Regions from separate parts of the Homo sapiens genome. Here region 1 is linked to region 2. Evidence: chromatin loops called from intact Hi-C (ENCODE). Cell type or tissue: Caco-2. All regions are shown on one strand. Each heading gives the region's core, and the rest is flanking DNA. Links, peaks and the distances in the headings are about the cores only.

Region 1 (8,134 bases), core at 3,116-5,615, 88 kb before region 2:
AAGATGTCAAACTTATACCCAACTCAGATGCCCTTAAAGCAGCAGTTCTTTATTTAACCAGCAATGTAATATAGTTACACTTGAGAGATTTGTTTGAGGGTAATCCTGAACTTACATAAAGAACAAATAAAAGCTCAAAGGATCTGGGACTTTGAGGGAGGTGGAGGCTGCAGATATTTGTGCACTGATTGTAGTTGAAGTCAGATTTCTCAGAAGTAGTTTTTAAATTGAGAAAAGAAGAGGATTCATGTTGGAACTTTGGGTAGACAGACGAGGAGAAGCTGGTAAAAGGAATGAAGAGAAAGCAGTGCAAGAGATAGGAAGCACATTCCAAGAAGAAGGTATCATCAGTACCAGGCATTGCAGACAGGTCACATTGAAGGAGCTCTGAAAGACGGCTCTGAGTTTGCAATTTTGAGTCACTGGTGTTATTGGGGAAAGTAGTTTCCATAGAGTGGAGTGGACAGAGGCCAGACTGCAGGATGGTTTGGACTAAATGAGAAGTGAAGAGCTGGAGACAGAAAGTATGGCTTCCTCAGTTAAGAAATTTTCCAGTAAAAAGAATGAAAGAAAAAAAGATGGTGTCTGAAAAGGGAGCCAGAGTTGAGAGATACATCCCTCCACCCCATTTGAATAAGTTTGTACGTAGAGGAAAGAGAACCATGGAAGGTGGTTGGTTAGAGAGAGAGAGAGACTGAAGAATTAAGAAAGAAAGAAGTTCACTTCTGGAGCAAGATCCTAGCAGCAACTAGATTTATAGGATTAGGAGCCCAGATTTAAGGAGCAAAGGATGGATGAAGATGAGTTTTGACAAGGTTGGAAGCGGCAAAGCATATTGAGGAAATGAATGCTCTTTTCAGTGGAGCAGGTGAGGTTCTCCACTAAGAGGGAGAGTTAGCCATGATGTAGAAATTCAAGGAGAACATCAAGCAGCTGGGGAGAGAATAAATAATTCTGGAGCAGTGTTGAATGTCCAGTTAAGGATCAACTTCATTAGTACATAATAATTTCAACAAAGAATTAGAGTTGGATATTGGCAGGGTAGATGAGAAAGAAAAGGCAAGATAATTAAAGGATGCTGTTGACAATGCCTTTGAAGAGATAGACCCAGGGCTCCAAAGCTGGGGAGAGAATGAGATAAAGCCTGACTGGTTCTTGTAGCCTGGGAGAAAAGGCAAAACTAGAAAAAAAATTTCAGGAGGGAAGGCCTAACCTGGGACCTAGCAAGATTTCCATTGTTCAATGGTATTTAAGTTAATAAATGAGAAGTGAAGAGCTGGAGACAGAATGTATGGCTTCCTCAGTTAAGAAATTTTGCAGTAAAAGGAATGAAAGAAAAAAAGACGGTATCTGAAAAGGGAGGCAGAGTTGAGAGATACATCCCTCTACCCGATTTGAATAAATTTATATGTAGAGGAAAAAGAACCGTGGAAGGTGGTTGGTTATTAATTTAAGCTAATAAATATTGTTGAACAATGGAAATCTTGCTAAGCTCAAGTCACAGATTGAGTAAGGTTAAATGGGTGACAGTGTCAGAAGGGTGACAGGCAATCCATGTGAATGACGCTTCCTAGACTTGTGCAGCATACAGCCTTTCTAAGTCTATGCCATGACCCCAGACCTGGAGGCATATAACGGGAATCCTCAGTTCAAGGTGTTGGCAGGGGAACAGTTCTAGGTGATGACAATTCTAAGTTCAGTCTAAGGAAAAGTTTGCTGAAGTAGGGATGGAGTTAATGGTGCTGGAAATCAAGAGACTGTGTGGGCAGAGTTGAGTAAATATTGGACACTGACCCAGCCAGTCAGTAGTTAATTCCAAGAACCATAGAACAGACAGGATGGTATCATCCCAAAGTCAATGTGTACAACTTTCTGGAATTGTCACTGAGGAGCCAGAAAAACTCAGCCTCCTCTCTGCAGGTACCCTCTATTTTAAGAGGTTGCAATAAAAGTAGTGGCACCTGGGAAGCACTGGTTTTCAATTAAGGCAAATCATTGAAAGCAGCGACTGAGAATGGGGTCAGGTGTGGCTGAGTGTTCCAGTGGAGGAAGTATTTTATCACTAACATTATTTAAACTATTGGGGCATGGTGATTTTTTAAAAAGGTTTTTGTCCGTTTATTATTTTTAAATTCTCTATAAACAATGAGCCCCATTTGGAATGTTATTGGAAAGGAGTAGTTGAGGAAAATGTTGAAGATATGTAAAGATATAAAAGGATTACAGAAGGTCAGGTAGAAAGAGGAATGGTTCAGAAAAAGAAGAATAAATAAGTTGTGGCAGAAATAGTTTTTTGGATTAGTTTGGGGAATGAGCTAATATGATATTTGCAACACTCTTCCAGTGTCTCTCTCTTCACAGCTTGTCCTCCTTTCAACATGGGACTCCCAGATTGAAGTCCTTGTTTGTATCTCTCACTTCCAGCTCACCTGAACTCAAACAGCAGGCTTAGAACTGATTAAAATCAACAGGAAAATGTGCTCTTATTTATGGATTTTTGCTTCCATTGTGATAAGATATCCAACCCTTGGAGCTGCCGAAATAATTCTCAAAGAAGGTGGTTCATATCTCTATTTAAAGGCTGAGACGCCTTCGAGTTATTTCCTCTTCCTTTGATTTTACTGAATAGACCCTTTAAATATCGGCCAGTAGCCTGAGGTTTTCAGCTGTCATCAGGATACACCAGTGTTTTGTCCATCAGAGGGAAAGAAAGAGGTTCAGTAATAGCCATTATTGCAACTGCCCATCACCAGCACTTATCCAAGCCTGAGAAGGCTCTGGTCTCTGAGAGAACCTGTCATCCATGTGTGTCAGGGCCATAGGGGCTGGGAAAGAATGGGGTTGAAAGGTCCTGCTCTGGAATGTCAATAATACCAAGCAAGAATTTCTAGTTTGGAACAGTCCTGAGGCATATAACTGCAATGTTTAGCACAGGCAAACAGAAATAAGCCCTGTCTAGGTAGTAACTTGTAACTGGTTTTGTCTTGATAACAATAGTCAGGTAAAGTCCTTTTAATCTGTATATTTATCTATGCTGTAGTTCTCAAAGTGTGGTCCCCAGACCAGCACAATCAGCATCACCTGGAAACTTGTCAGAAATGCAGATTTGGGGGCTCCGCTTGACAACTACTGAATCAGAAACTTTGGAGCTGGCCCAGAAGTCTGAGGTTTAACCAGTCACACAGGTGATTTTGATGTACGCTCATTTGAGAATGACTAAGCTATGTAGCATTGGTTCTCATCCCAGGCTGCTCATTAGAATCATCTAGTGGAACTTTCAACAAAATACAGTACTTGGGCCTGACTACTAGATTCTGATGTAATTATTCTGGAGCGAGGCCTTGGCATTGCAAGTCATTTTACAAGTTTCAGTGATTGAGAACCATGATTCTGTAGCAATCTGAAAAGGGGCTCTGTAATTTGGAAGTTTATGAATAAATTCAAAAACTATTAAGAACAATTTTGTGATTTTACTACAGTGTTCATTTAGGCATGCTTATACATAACAGACCACAAATTATGTAAACTCAACAGAGTAGGGACTTCTTTCCTCTGTTTTATTTCCCCCCACTATTATAACCTGAGCACCTAGAACAGTGCTTGACACATAGTAGGTGCTTAAGTAACTCTATGTTGACTAATTTAACTAATTAATCAATTAAAAGATGGGGTTCCAATAGCTTCACAAAGGAACCAGGAAGCTCTCTGAGCTGAACAATGGTCTCTGTTTGGGGCTGGCAAGGGTTCATCTTTTCTGATTCTGCAGAGACCCTGTGAGTTTTCTTTGTTCTTGCCTCATGCCAATCTGTACCAGGATGTCAGTGTCTTGTGTCAGGATTCACATTCCTGTTTGCAGAAATTGGTCTTTGCTTATGCCCTTAGCCAGAATCCCCACTGAGTGGAGACTCCCAGCCCGTGTGGTTAGAGGAGTGATGCCTTTCAATGTGAATGTCTTCCTGTGCAATTTCCATTCTTTTCTTTGGGCAGACTTCTCCCCTCCACTTGAAACGTGTTGGCACCTGGCCTGCCTGCTTTGATCTGCACATTCTTCCCTGTTGGGGTGACCTGTAGTTAATGAAGGGGTCCCCTCTGCTTAGTAGGAAGAACAACCTCCTGAGTAAAATCTGAGCCAAAAATGAATTTCCCAACAGGCAGAAACAGGTTCCCCGTGATGCTGCCACTGAAACACCTGATAGTAGCACCTCCAGCACATGCCTGTTTAAAGATTTCTTGTTGCATATTGACTAAGCCACATGACTTAAACACTAAGTAGCAAGTTTGATTATAAACTGCCTTTAATTCAGTAGGGCAAATTACTTGCCTGAAATGTTAGGTGGTAGGGGGAGTTCCATACTAGTTAGAGACCCTAATGAAGATACGTCTTTATGCTCCATTTTATTGCTTAAGTTTTTTGTTTGTTTCTTTGTTTGTTTTAAATTGTAGAACTTGCCACTATTGACCATTTGTCAGAAGTCTTTTTCCCCCTTGGTGGCTGTAGCTTCTTTTGAGAGGAAAGTTAGCTGTGACTCCAGATAAAAGGGAGATCAAGATTTGGTACTTATCATTTTGCCCGGTTCTCACTGAAGTTTCAGTGAAGCCCAGGGAAGCTGTTACTACGGATCAAGGTGTTTCCAAACATTTGCATTTGTATACTCATTTCTTAGAGTGCTGTGCACACATTAAAATGTCTCATAAATGATACATAAATTCTCCATTTCTACATGAAAGCATACTGTCCCTTCAACTACACTCAGGCCTGGAGGCTTAAATAAAATCCTTTCCAGATTATTGTTAGTGCTGTGCCGGATTCTGCAGCAGCTGTTGCTTTTGAACAATATGATGCTTCTCCTCCCCCAAGAGAAGTCGAAAATGCCTCTTTTGCAGCACTTTCAACCTTTGTAGACTCAGGGAGCATATAATAGACTGAGAAATGAACCCAAGACGGTTTCTGTTTGGGAATTCAGTGCACAACTTAAAAACTATTGAGTTTAGCCACTTCCTGACATTGACTTTCATAGCAACAGTTTAATTTGGAGAAAATCTGCTACCTCAAGTGGCTAAAAGTATTTATGTGGAAAAATTTCCAAATGATTGACTTTACTGTGTTGCTATTTTCTTTCCCCATGAATATGTGAGTATTTGGCTTCCTCCCAGGAGTTTTTCTGCATCACTTCTCTTTAGGCAAAGAAAATTTTCTATCCAGAGTAGAAGAAGCACCAAGAGTTTCTCCTTTTTTAAGTGAAGTATTATTGAGTTTAAACCATAGCATCTGTAAAAATGAAGAATTTGAGTGTGTCTCCTAAGTCCTGAAATTTTTTCATGGCCAATCCTTCAGGCAGTCAGAGTAACCTTGATCATCACTTTGGAGCCAATGCAACTGTGGTCGGCTCTGTGCACCCTCCAGCTCCGCCTTGTCTCTCGCCTCTCCATTTGCATCAGTTTTGCTGCAGGACTTGTTTGTCTCCATGCCCTCTCTTACTGCCTTACCTCACCTCATCCACCTCTGTGGGATGTTCTCACCAAGGTCACCAATGACTCCCTGTTGTTTAACCCAATCATTATTTTGCACTAGAATTGATCTTTCTGTAGCATTTGATGTTGTTGACCCCATTTTCCCTAACATCTTAGGACCACTTATCCTCCTCACTTCCCTAAATGGTTTCCTCTCCTTCTTTCCCTTTCCTAAGTGTTGTTTCCTTAGGAATCAATCCCAGGCCTACCTCTCTTCTTACTCTACACTCTTTTTCTAGATGGTGGCATCTGCCTTGTGGCTTCAATTCCGTTCTACTGGTAAAGACTCCCCATGTATTTCTCCAGCCCAGATCTTGTGAAGACAGGTCTGTGTTCAAACTGAACTTAATTCTTTCACCTCCCTGTTTCTCATGTGAGTTCCCAGTCTTAGGGAGGAACACCCCTGTTCACTGTGTAAGAGAAAATTTCCTCTATCTCTTTCCCTCTCCCATAAAATAAATGAAAACTTTCTGTTGATTTTTATTTTCTACATGTCCTTTAAATCCCTATCTTTTCCCAACCTCCTATGAGTACTCTTCCCCCATCCTAGATCAGGAGGCCTTCCATTCCCATCTGGATTGCTCATCTCTAGTCTTGCCTCCCAACAACCCATCCTGCATATCACAGCAGATACTTCTCCCTGATCAAAACCTCTCATGCTTTCAAAACCCCCACAGTCCAGCCCCTCTTGCTTCTCTAGCTTCAGTTCTTGGCCCTCTGCACCTTATTTTGCTCATTTTTGGTTATTCTGAATGTCTTTTAAGACATACCTGCTCACTCTCACCTCTGGGCCTTCAAATGCTACTTTTTTGTCTGAATCATTCTTTCTATTCTCTCCCCTCCTGGTGCATTCCTGCTCCTTCTTTGGATCTTAAATTCAGAGTACTTCCTCCTATTATAGATACTGCCCTAAAAGCCCCAAGTCTGGGAAAGCTGTCTTTCCCATGGTCTCTGCCCCATTGTCCCATCAGAGCACAAGCTGCCCTGTATCATAATTGCCTGGGTCTTTGTATCTACATTGGATTGTCAGTTCTTCGAGGACAGGAGCATGTCTCCCATGTTGACGTTGTATCACCAGTGCCTAACACAGCCCTTGATGCATGGCAGGTGCTCAACAAATACCTGTTAAATAAATGAATAAGCCTCAAAGTAAATGATGAGTCAGCCTTCTCTACCACACAAGTACAAATGCCTTTCTCTCATTTGCAATTTCTTCCTCACTAGTCAAGCTCCCCTGACTGTAACAACTATTACTTTTCCACAAAACAGACAAAAACTTTGTTGCAGACAAAGCAACCTATATATCCCAAAGGAAGAGAAACTTTCCAAAGGTTCTGAGAATTAGCATATGGTAATTGTCAAATCCCAGGGTATTTTTTAATTGAACCTTCACAGTAGTTCACTTAGCTTGTACTCAGTGCTTAAATTGAGTAGAACCTCATTAGGGAGGTTGTGTCATGTCATGCCTTAGTGAAAGTGGAGAGAATGAGAAATAGAGCTTTCCATGACATGGAGGCGTGAGAGAAAGGGAGCATTCTGGTTTGTGGGCTCTTTAATCTATGTGTCTTGACTATATTGACTCCTGATTTTGGCAAGAACACTCATGGCCATCAAAGGAGGTTAGGATTTTCCTTCTAAATCTCATTCTGGGTTTTGTATTCCACAAGGATCCACTGTGTGCTTCCCTCCTTTCCTCTCCTGTGTCTCTCCTTTCATGACAGACTCATGAGCAACCTGTTTCTGGGGTATTCCTCCCCAGGAGCATGTCTTCCTAAGGGAACCCTGTGGCTGCAGCCTCAGCCACCAGTACTTGCCTGGGCTTCTCTGTCACTCATCATTCACTTGTTCTGTTCTTGCCACCCTGAGCTCTTCCCCTCTCGTGGCCTCCATGACTAGGTCAAGGCAAGTGAGGGCCACTCTCAGATGCCAGCCCTGCACTTGCTGTCTCTGCCTGGAATCCTAATCCTCAAGACCCTGCTCAGATACTGCCTCCTCCGTGAAGCTCTTGCTAAGTTTAGCCAGCCCCTCCCACAGTGCAGTGATTGGTCATCTCACCTTTCTCCAAATTCTCAGTGGCTCTTATTTGTACGTCTCTTAAGATCACATGTCTATGCTTCTATTTCTTTATATCCATAAAATGGAATTAAAAAATGGCAACCCAGCATGTGATTGTTGTGAGGTCTAAATGACCTAAAACATATAAAGCACTTAGCACAAGACCTGATGCAGGGTGAACACGCAGTAAATACCAGAATCCAGAATGTAAAAGGTCTAGTGAAGGTGTCTCCACCTTGGAAAATGCAGGTGTGCACACTAAGGGTAAAGGACATTTGTGACTGATGCCACAGAGAAAGCTAAATCTTTCAATGATGAAAGGCAGAGGTGGAGAGCTAATACTCCCCTGAGAACCCAGGTGCCTACTCTTTTGAAAGGATGAATTCCATCTCTATAATTCAGTAGAAGTATAGCTTGGGCAAGGAGATGGCAAGGGAGGCTGCCCAAAAAAGGCAGCAGAGGAGGGCCAAGGAGCTCAGGGCTTTAAGCTGGTATTTAAGTGGGCCATATTTTAATAGCCGATGATTTTAAGGGGGTTGGAAATAGAATGCTAAGGGAAAGTCATGTT
Region 2 (8,134 bases), core at 2,496-4,995:
GTCTTGCCTGAGACAAAACACTTCACTTCCTACCGTCTTCCTTTATGATGCTGGCACTATTACATTCTCAATTCCATTACAGTTTTCTATCTGGCTTAATTTTGTCCCTGAACCTCTAATATTAGAAAAAGAAAGCACAGTCTTGATGTACAACTGGATAGCATTTAGGCCTCCCTGAGACCATGCTTTTGTGCTCTTTCCCTGCCTGCTAGACTAGCCCTGGGACCAGAGTCTCAATTCTTAGATGTCTCTCCATGGGGTATCAGCAAAGGTTGTATTGGTTCACCTGAGGCTGCAGCAGGCACCCCTTCCCAGAAGACACTGCCCCTTACACATGCACACACACACTAGCCTCACAGCCTATGGGAGTAGGGGTGTCAACGCACAGCAAAGTCCTCACATCTCCTCCTTCTTTGGCGGGTCTCAGAGTGGGGATGGGGTAACCAAGAGCCCTTTCCTCCTGCCACATCAGATTCCCTGGCTCTTCCATTCAGCCCATAGCACCAGCAATGGCTTGAGAGAGCTCCAAAAATGTCCTAAGCTATCCATTCTGAGGCTAAGCAGTTTATATTTTCATTTATTCATTCAATAAATATTAACTGAGCATACACCATGCTCCAGGAAGTCTAGGAAGTGCTGAAGATAAAGGCATGAAAAAGACAGTTCTTGCTTCTTTTCTTCCACAAAAATATTGACATTCCATGAATAAAGAAAACGCAAGTTACCACACTCCTCATACTAACCTTCTGTATGTTAAAACACATATACTAAGTGTAAATTCAGCATTCTCTCCTTCGTGACAAATAACTAAAACTAATTAAAGATCTTTTGATCTTTCCTTGAGTGTTTATTTTCCAATACATAGGTTATAGGTGCCTCAAAACCTTTGTATAAAAGGGGAGCTATTAAGAGTGTACAATTTTTTATGGTATAGATGTGTTATAGTTTAACATTATTACATATACGTGCAAAGAAAATGTACAGTATTTTCTATTAGCTATCCAGTCTTTCTCAGTATACGCACCCTCCTGGAAGATAGAGCAGAGGACAGTGTTTTTAAACTTGCCAATTAACAGCATCTCTGTCTTTGGTTTAAATAGTCTCATTTAGATGATTTATTTTCTTTTAGATACGCGTTCATCCAATTTCTTCCTTGTGCCCACTGCTCCCATCTGAGGTGACACGTACAAAATGGAATGGTGGGGATGAGCAAGGAGCAAGAGAAGGGCTCCTGGATCCATGTGCTCATTTCCTTGTATTATCCCTTGGCTCTATGTGATGATGCAGCTCAGGCATTGTCCGCTGTTTTCTCATAAGGGACCTGTGGCTACTTAGGTGTAGTCTATGGGTCCTTGAATGCGCTCACTGAGATGCAGCTGGCCCCATCTGGCCCTAAGGGAGCATTATGCTGGCCCTCCCCCTCACCATCTTGGATGCAGGCCTAAGCTGAATATGGAAATTCTCCTAGAGAATCACAACCTTTCTTAGGCTGCCTCGAAGGATGCAGGCCTCTGGCTGCAGTGTTCTCAGGCTGGCCTATGCCTAGTTGGATAGGGATAGCACCCTCCTCCTTTATTTTCACCCCCAAGGGTGGGTGGTCACCGCAGACCTTGGCCTGCCTCTTGCACCATTTCTCCTGCCCTCTTACTCTCATAATTAAAAGAGGAGACCCTCTTTGTACTTTTTCTCTCTGTCTTATGTGAATTTCCCTTATATCCTATCCTGAGTTCTCTCTGGTTTCTAGCAATCTCCGTGTTCAAGTCCAGACCTAGGTTTTTTTGTGTTAATGACAGTATAAACATATCTAAAATCTTTATTTTTCCTCACATTGCCTTATTAGGGACTCATAATTGCTATTGAAAGAATTCTAATTTCCTACTCTAACTCCCATTCCCCAGCAGATAGACGGGAGTGTGCACTATGAAAAAGGCCATGTATACAGAAAAGAAAAAAAGAGATTAGTATTAGGTTTCAAAGTACTATATTATAATTATAAGCAAGAATGATATCCCTAGGACAAATGCTACAACCCTACGGTGTTTGTTTTGCTCTTTTTTGGAGGGTGTTTCCCTCCACAATTCTGTCAAAATGCACTGCTGTTCTAGGCAGGGCCAGGCAGAGGGGTGGCAGCTGAATGTTTGCACAGATACCTTCCCCCGAGGGTTGGTGTAGTGGAGGCTGACCCATGCTGAGGCCCTGGGGAGGATTGCAGCATCCCCTAATCCTTGCAAAGGACTGCAAGCTCCTGTTTCCAGTCTCAGGAGATGTGGTTATGTTGTAAAAGTTTTAATAATTGTGTATGAGATTTAGAAATACAAAACAATGACATATTTTCCAGGACCCACAAGGCATTGACATCTGGAATCTTTATAAAGTTGAAATTTGCCTGAGGAAAATTTCTTGATTGACGAAATTTATTTTTTACCAGAATTATATACACACTCTCTCTATATATATATATATAGAGAGAGAAACCAGGAATTTCTCTTTGGACAATGATTAAAGTTAAGAAAATAACAAGTTTCAAATTGCGTGAACATTTATTTATAGGCTTTTGTAGGGGTTTGAGTAAGGAGGACTTGACTATTGTCAGCCATTCCAGAAAGGGTCTGTCTCCAGGTAAATGGAAACGCCACATAAGAAGTGTCATACTTATCATGCAGTAAGTGATTATTAAGCACCTACTATGTGCTAAGTTTGTTAATGCTCGAAGATGAGTAATGACTTACTTTATTTTATTTTTTTCTGGTTCATATTTTTTATCATGTTTTTAAAACTATAAAATATTTAATATATATTACAAAGTATTCAGAAAAATTTAACATGTTCTTTTCTACCAGACTTAATATTAATTTGAAAACATTAAAATTAATCCATGTACAGTTGAAGATTTATCCAATCTCATTTCCTTCCCTTTCTCCCCAGATAAGTAAACATAACCCTAAATTTGGGAAGTATACTTCTGGTTCAAGTGTTTTATAAGTTGAAGTATAGATGATAAAAAAATAGTTTTGGTTCTTCTGCTTAAAAATTTTACCTTAATACTATCCCACTCTACCTTCCTTTACAACTTTGTTTTCAAAAATTTAATATTATATATGCAATGATATCAAATTATTGTTAGGCATAGGTCTAATTCATCAGATTACCATATAGTGATCTGTTATATGACATTACAGCAATTTATCCATTCTCCTATTGATGGCCACTTATTGTTTATTATATTTATTTATTTATTTATTTTTGAGACAGAGTCTTGCTCTGTCAGCTAGGCTGGAGTGCAGTGGTGCAATCTCAGTTCACCGCAACCTCCGCTTCCCAGGCTCAAGCAATTCTCCTGCCTCAGCCTCCTGAGTAGCTGGGATTACAGGCCTGTGCCACCATGCCCAGCTAATTTTTGTATTTTTAGTAGAGACGGGGTTTCACCATGTTGGCCAGGCTGGTCTCGAACTCCTGACCTCAGGTAATCCGCCTGCCTTGGCCTCCCAAAGTGCTGGGATTACAGGCGTGAGCCACCACACCTGGCCCACTATTTTATTATTTTTTAATAATGGTCTTTGTTCTCAGCCTGTTTTTTCTGGCAACATCCAAATGAAAAGAACTTTACTTACAACTTCCCTGGCTTTTCTGGTGGCCTTTCTTATCACGAGCCTGACTCCCACAGTGTGACCAAAGCGTAAATTCACTGTTTTCTAATGGCTGACCTTAAGCCAACACCAGAGCCTCAGAGTCAACAGAAAACTCTGAACAGCCAGCAAAGGTCATCAGTGCCTCTAGTGGCCTGGTCAACAGAGGGCCTTAAGACTGAAAAACCCTTGACTTCTGCATGTACTTGACTTCAATTTTTAGGATGTTTCTGTTCTTAATGATGTTTGAGAAAATATGAGGCACCGCGTGTCTAACAAAAATTCAAGAAAAGCTATTTCATTGGAAATAAAGCATATTTTAAATCAATACCAGTAGGGAATAAAATGTAAAAGCTTTTGTCTAAGCTCGAAATAACCACATTCAACTCAGAATAGAAATCTGAAGGATAAGGAAAAATAATGAAAAAAAAAACAGGAAGAATGTCAGTAACAACAGTGGCTAATAGCATTACTCCAGGCCAGGCTTTGGACTAAACAGTTCGACTCCGTATCTCATTTCATCCTCACAACACGTCTGTGAGATAGGTATTATTATTTCCCCAATTTTCAGATGAGGAAATGGAAGCCTAGAGAGGTTAAATCAAATGCCTGAGATCCTATAGTGAGTAAATGGAGATTGGAGTTCAGATCTAGATCTGTGCAGCCACAAAACCATGAAAACTCTTTCTACTCTGCTTCTGGTACATGGTGGAGTCCATTAAAGAAGACAAAGTCCAAGGAGAATGGCCTCAACAAGAGAAGGGAATTTGATCTGGGTGTTGAAGGTGAAGTAGGACTGGGATGTAAGGAACATCTCTCTGCCACATTTTACCCTGCTAGTCATCAGGTTGTTGATTTAACTCATTTATAGGAAAAGAGGGCACAGTTAAACCATAGCAGCTGTGTGTTCTTTGAATGCTGATGAACAAGATGGCCCCATCAAAATGATGGCCCAGTCCTAAAGCTGATTTTAAAGTCATCTCATTGCCAAATTTTAAATTGACCCTTAAAATGTCTCTCACACACACTTTACGATTAACTCATCTCAGGCTCATCACTTCCCTATGATTTTACCCAAATAGCAGGGCCCAACTCACCACCCTGTCTGGAGCAATTTCTGTCTGCCCCTGAGCTGTCCCTGAAATATTAGTTAAAGGGTATGAGGGCTGAGAGGCTCTGTTTCTGCTGGTCTCCTAGCCTGGCTTCCTCACTGCCTGTGACTGGCCATTCTGGTGACTTCAAGCCTTGGAGATTAAAGCCCGTGTTAGTCTTTCAGCACCTGATGAAAGCGCTTAACCAGATCATGAAGTACATTGGGAAATCAGCCTCCACAGCTGGAGGAAGCTCTGTGAGTTTGACAAACCCCACACTGAAGGGAGAGGGGGTGATTTTCCTGGGAACTCAAGGAAGGTTCAGTCCTAACCTCTAACACACACCACAGATTATTACTGCTGCTGCCCAAGAGGGCTCAGATGGGAAAATAATGCTAATACATTGTGGAGGTGGTGAATTCTAGGCCCCCAAAGTCATGAAATTTCAAAGCTGACTGATTCTAATTTAGGTTTAGCTGAGTGAAAGAGAACAGTATGTTTTATGGAACTCTCTTAACATTACTAAGTGCAATATATTGAGTTAACCATTAATTTTTTTTCTAAGGAAGTAGAAAACCTTGGTTGTATAATCATGGTCACATTGACATTTCTGTAAATGCTTCACCTTAGGCATGTCATGACTTTTCAAAAATGTTATTCTTTTGAACACTTTACTTGGTTTTTTATTTAAAGTAACTAAACAGAAAATACTGTTGCTGTGGTGATTGTTAGGTCTTTGTGACTACTTCATGTTAGTTACTATAGTTAAAATTTTTAATTTTAAAACATTTAAACATAAAGGTACAGATATATTAGATGCCTGTGTAGTTACTACCCAAATTTAACAATTGTTACATTTTGCCATATTTAACACATTTTTTTTTAAAGGAAAGATTTCATTAAAGCCCTGTCACCTTCCTTACTTTAGATTACCTTCACTTTCTTCCTGAAGGTAATCACTGTCCTAAAGGTGAAGAGTTGGTAGGTATGCTTTTGGGGTATATGTTAAAACTCGTACTTATAAGTATGTACTTAATAACTACATGAGCAGGTTTAAGGTGTGTGCGTGTGTGTATGTATATGGTATATGTATATATATGGTAGATATGTATATATAAGAATCATATGTATATATAATATATGGCATATATATATAAATGTAACATATACTATATATATATTTTTAAAACTGGCTTTTTTATGTTGCTTCCAATTTTTTCCTGTAAACATCCTTATGGGTATCTTCTTGTGTATGCACATAAGAGTTTCTCTAATGTGTGGTAATAATATGTTTGCATGTATTCAGTTTTACTAGATAGTATTACATTGCCCTACCTAATAGTTTTACCAAGTTACACTTTTGTCAACAGTGTATAATAAACCCCATTTCCCCATATTGTTGCCAATAAATCTGATGTTGTTAGCCTTATAATTCTTTTGTTAATGTGATGACTGTAAAATGGTATCTCTTTGCTTTATTTCATTTCCCTGATTACTAGTGAGATTAAACGCCTTTATATATGTTTGGCAGTCTTTCAGCTTTCTTCTCCATTCTTTGCCCGTATTTTCTTTTGGGTATTTTATTTTTGTCTTACTAATTTGTAGGAGATTTTTATATATGATGAATACTGATCCTTTGTTGGTTATATATATTGTCCTTTACTTCCAAACTTTCCATGTCATTATGTTTTAGGAGTGTATCAGGTAAACAATACATCAATGGATTTTCAAAAAGTTGTCTTTTATCTATGTTTAATACATTTACAAATACTGTGATTCCTGATATATTTTTACTCCTTTCTTCTTATTTTTTTTCTAATTGTGTGTGTGTGTGTGTGTGTGTGTGTGTGTGTGTATGTTTCTTTTTACCGCCTTCCTACATTCTATAGAATGATTAAGTTCTCTGTGCTGGGCGCAATGGCTCACGCCTGTAATCCCAGCACTTTGGGAGGCTGAGGTGGACAGATTACTTGACGTCAGGAGTTTGAGACCAGCCTAGCCAATGTGGTGAAACCCCATTTCTACTAAAAATACAAGAATTAGCCAGTCATGATGGCGTGCACCTGTAGTCCCTACTTCTGGGGAGGCTGAGGCACGAGAATCACTTGAACCCGGGAGGCGGAGGTTGCAGTGAGCCGAGATCATGCCACTGCACTCCAGCCTGGGTGGCAAAGTGAGAAAAAAAAATGATTACATGATTCTTTGCAGACCCCATTTCCCTCTGTTATTTTGGAAGTTATATATTTTATTTCTATTCTTTCAATAGTTACCCTTACATTTCAACAAGCATACTTAATACAATTCAAAGCTAATTAATACCTATACTCTTCTGCATAACACAAGCAACTTGGAACAATTTAACTCTAATTACTACTTCACATTTTGGTATAAAGTAACTTAATCTATCTTGTTTTCATCCCTTCCTCCCTTTTAGTCTTATGGTTACCACTTTGTTGATAGTTAATAATAATTTACATTATCCATGTCTGCCAATGTCTTTGATCACAATTGCTTCTCAGATCTCCTTCCTTCTGGGTTTCTTTCTTTCTAAAGTACATTATATAATAGTTCTTCAGCATGGGCTTTGAGCTGAAAACTATCTTTGTTTTATCCTCATTTTTGAGTGACTATTTAGCATGGTCTAGAATTCCAGATTGCCAGTGATTTTCCCTCAGCACTCATGGGATGTTTATTCATTATCTTCTGGTACCCATTGTTGCTGATGAAAAGTTTGTTTTCATCTGCTTGTGTTTGAGTAAGTAATCTGTCTCTTCTTTCTGGTTGCATCTAGATTTTCTCTTTATATCCTGAAGCTTTATTAAAATGTGTTTAGGTGTGACTTTTTTAGAAAATAACTTATTCTCATGGCTCACTGTGCTTCCAAATTATGAAAAAACCTGTCTGTTATCAATTTTAGGAAATTCTCACTATTTCTTCCTGAATAGGTTATCTTCTTCTGGCACCCCTCTTAGATGTATGTTAGGCCACCTCAGTTTGTCCTCCTAATGTATTAACTTCCCTTTTATACATTCAATTTGTCTCTCGGCAATAAAATGAGAAATTTTCTCAGATCTTTCTTCTTCACACACTCTCTGGGTGTGCTTGACCACTCTTAACCTATCTGTGGTTAGTTGCAGTAATGTCCTCAATTATTTACTCCACCCTGTATCTACACCCTATTCCATATAACTATGCAATGCCTTCTCACCATAAACTGGGTAACATTGACTGCTCCTTGACCATGGACTCGATCATGCCATTATTTTGATCAAGAAAATGAGTCAGAACTGACAATGTGCCAGTTGTTCATGCCTTTGCACTTCCCCATTGTCATACTAACATGCCCAGGGTAGTCTGCTGGAGGAAGAGAAGCATGTAAAACGGAGCCCAGGCACCTCGTCACCCCAGTGAGGGCCA

The links. Peaks named below come from ENCODE experiments on the same cell type or tissue, not always from the same donor. Only the 100,000 strongest peaks of a DNase experiment are listed, where the experiment ranks them.
Region 1: a loop joins it to region 2, with 13 times the contacts of the local background. A loop is called at or near these places in 2 of 110 quality-filtered maps.

Annotation. Positions count from the first base shown.
Region 1 is chr2:158,179,860-158,187,993 of GRCh38, reverse strand. The region is part of intron 11 of CCDC148 (coiled-coil domain containing 148); the gene reads left to right. The region is part of intron 3 of CCDC148-AS1 (CCDC148 antisense RNA 1); the gene reads right to left. Among named protein-coding and RNA genes, the nearest start is that of CCDC148-AS1, 17 kb to the right of the region's middle. In Caco-2, for the core only: no CTCF peak of the experiment used is centred there; no DNase peak of the experiment used is centred there.
Region 2 is chr2:158,091,710-158,099,843 of GRCh38, reverse strand. It overlaps a transcript of UPP2 not described here. Among named protein-coding and RNA genes, the nearest start is that of UPP2, 6.1 kb to the left of the region's middle. In Caco-2, for the core only: no CTCF peak of the experiment used is centred there; DNase peaks (open chromatin) are centred at 3,713 and 4,974.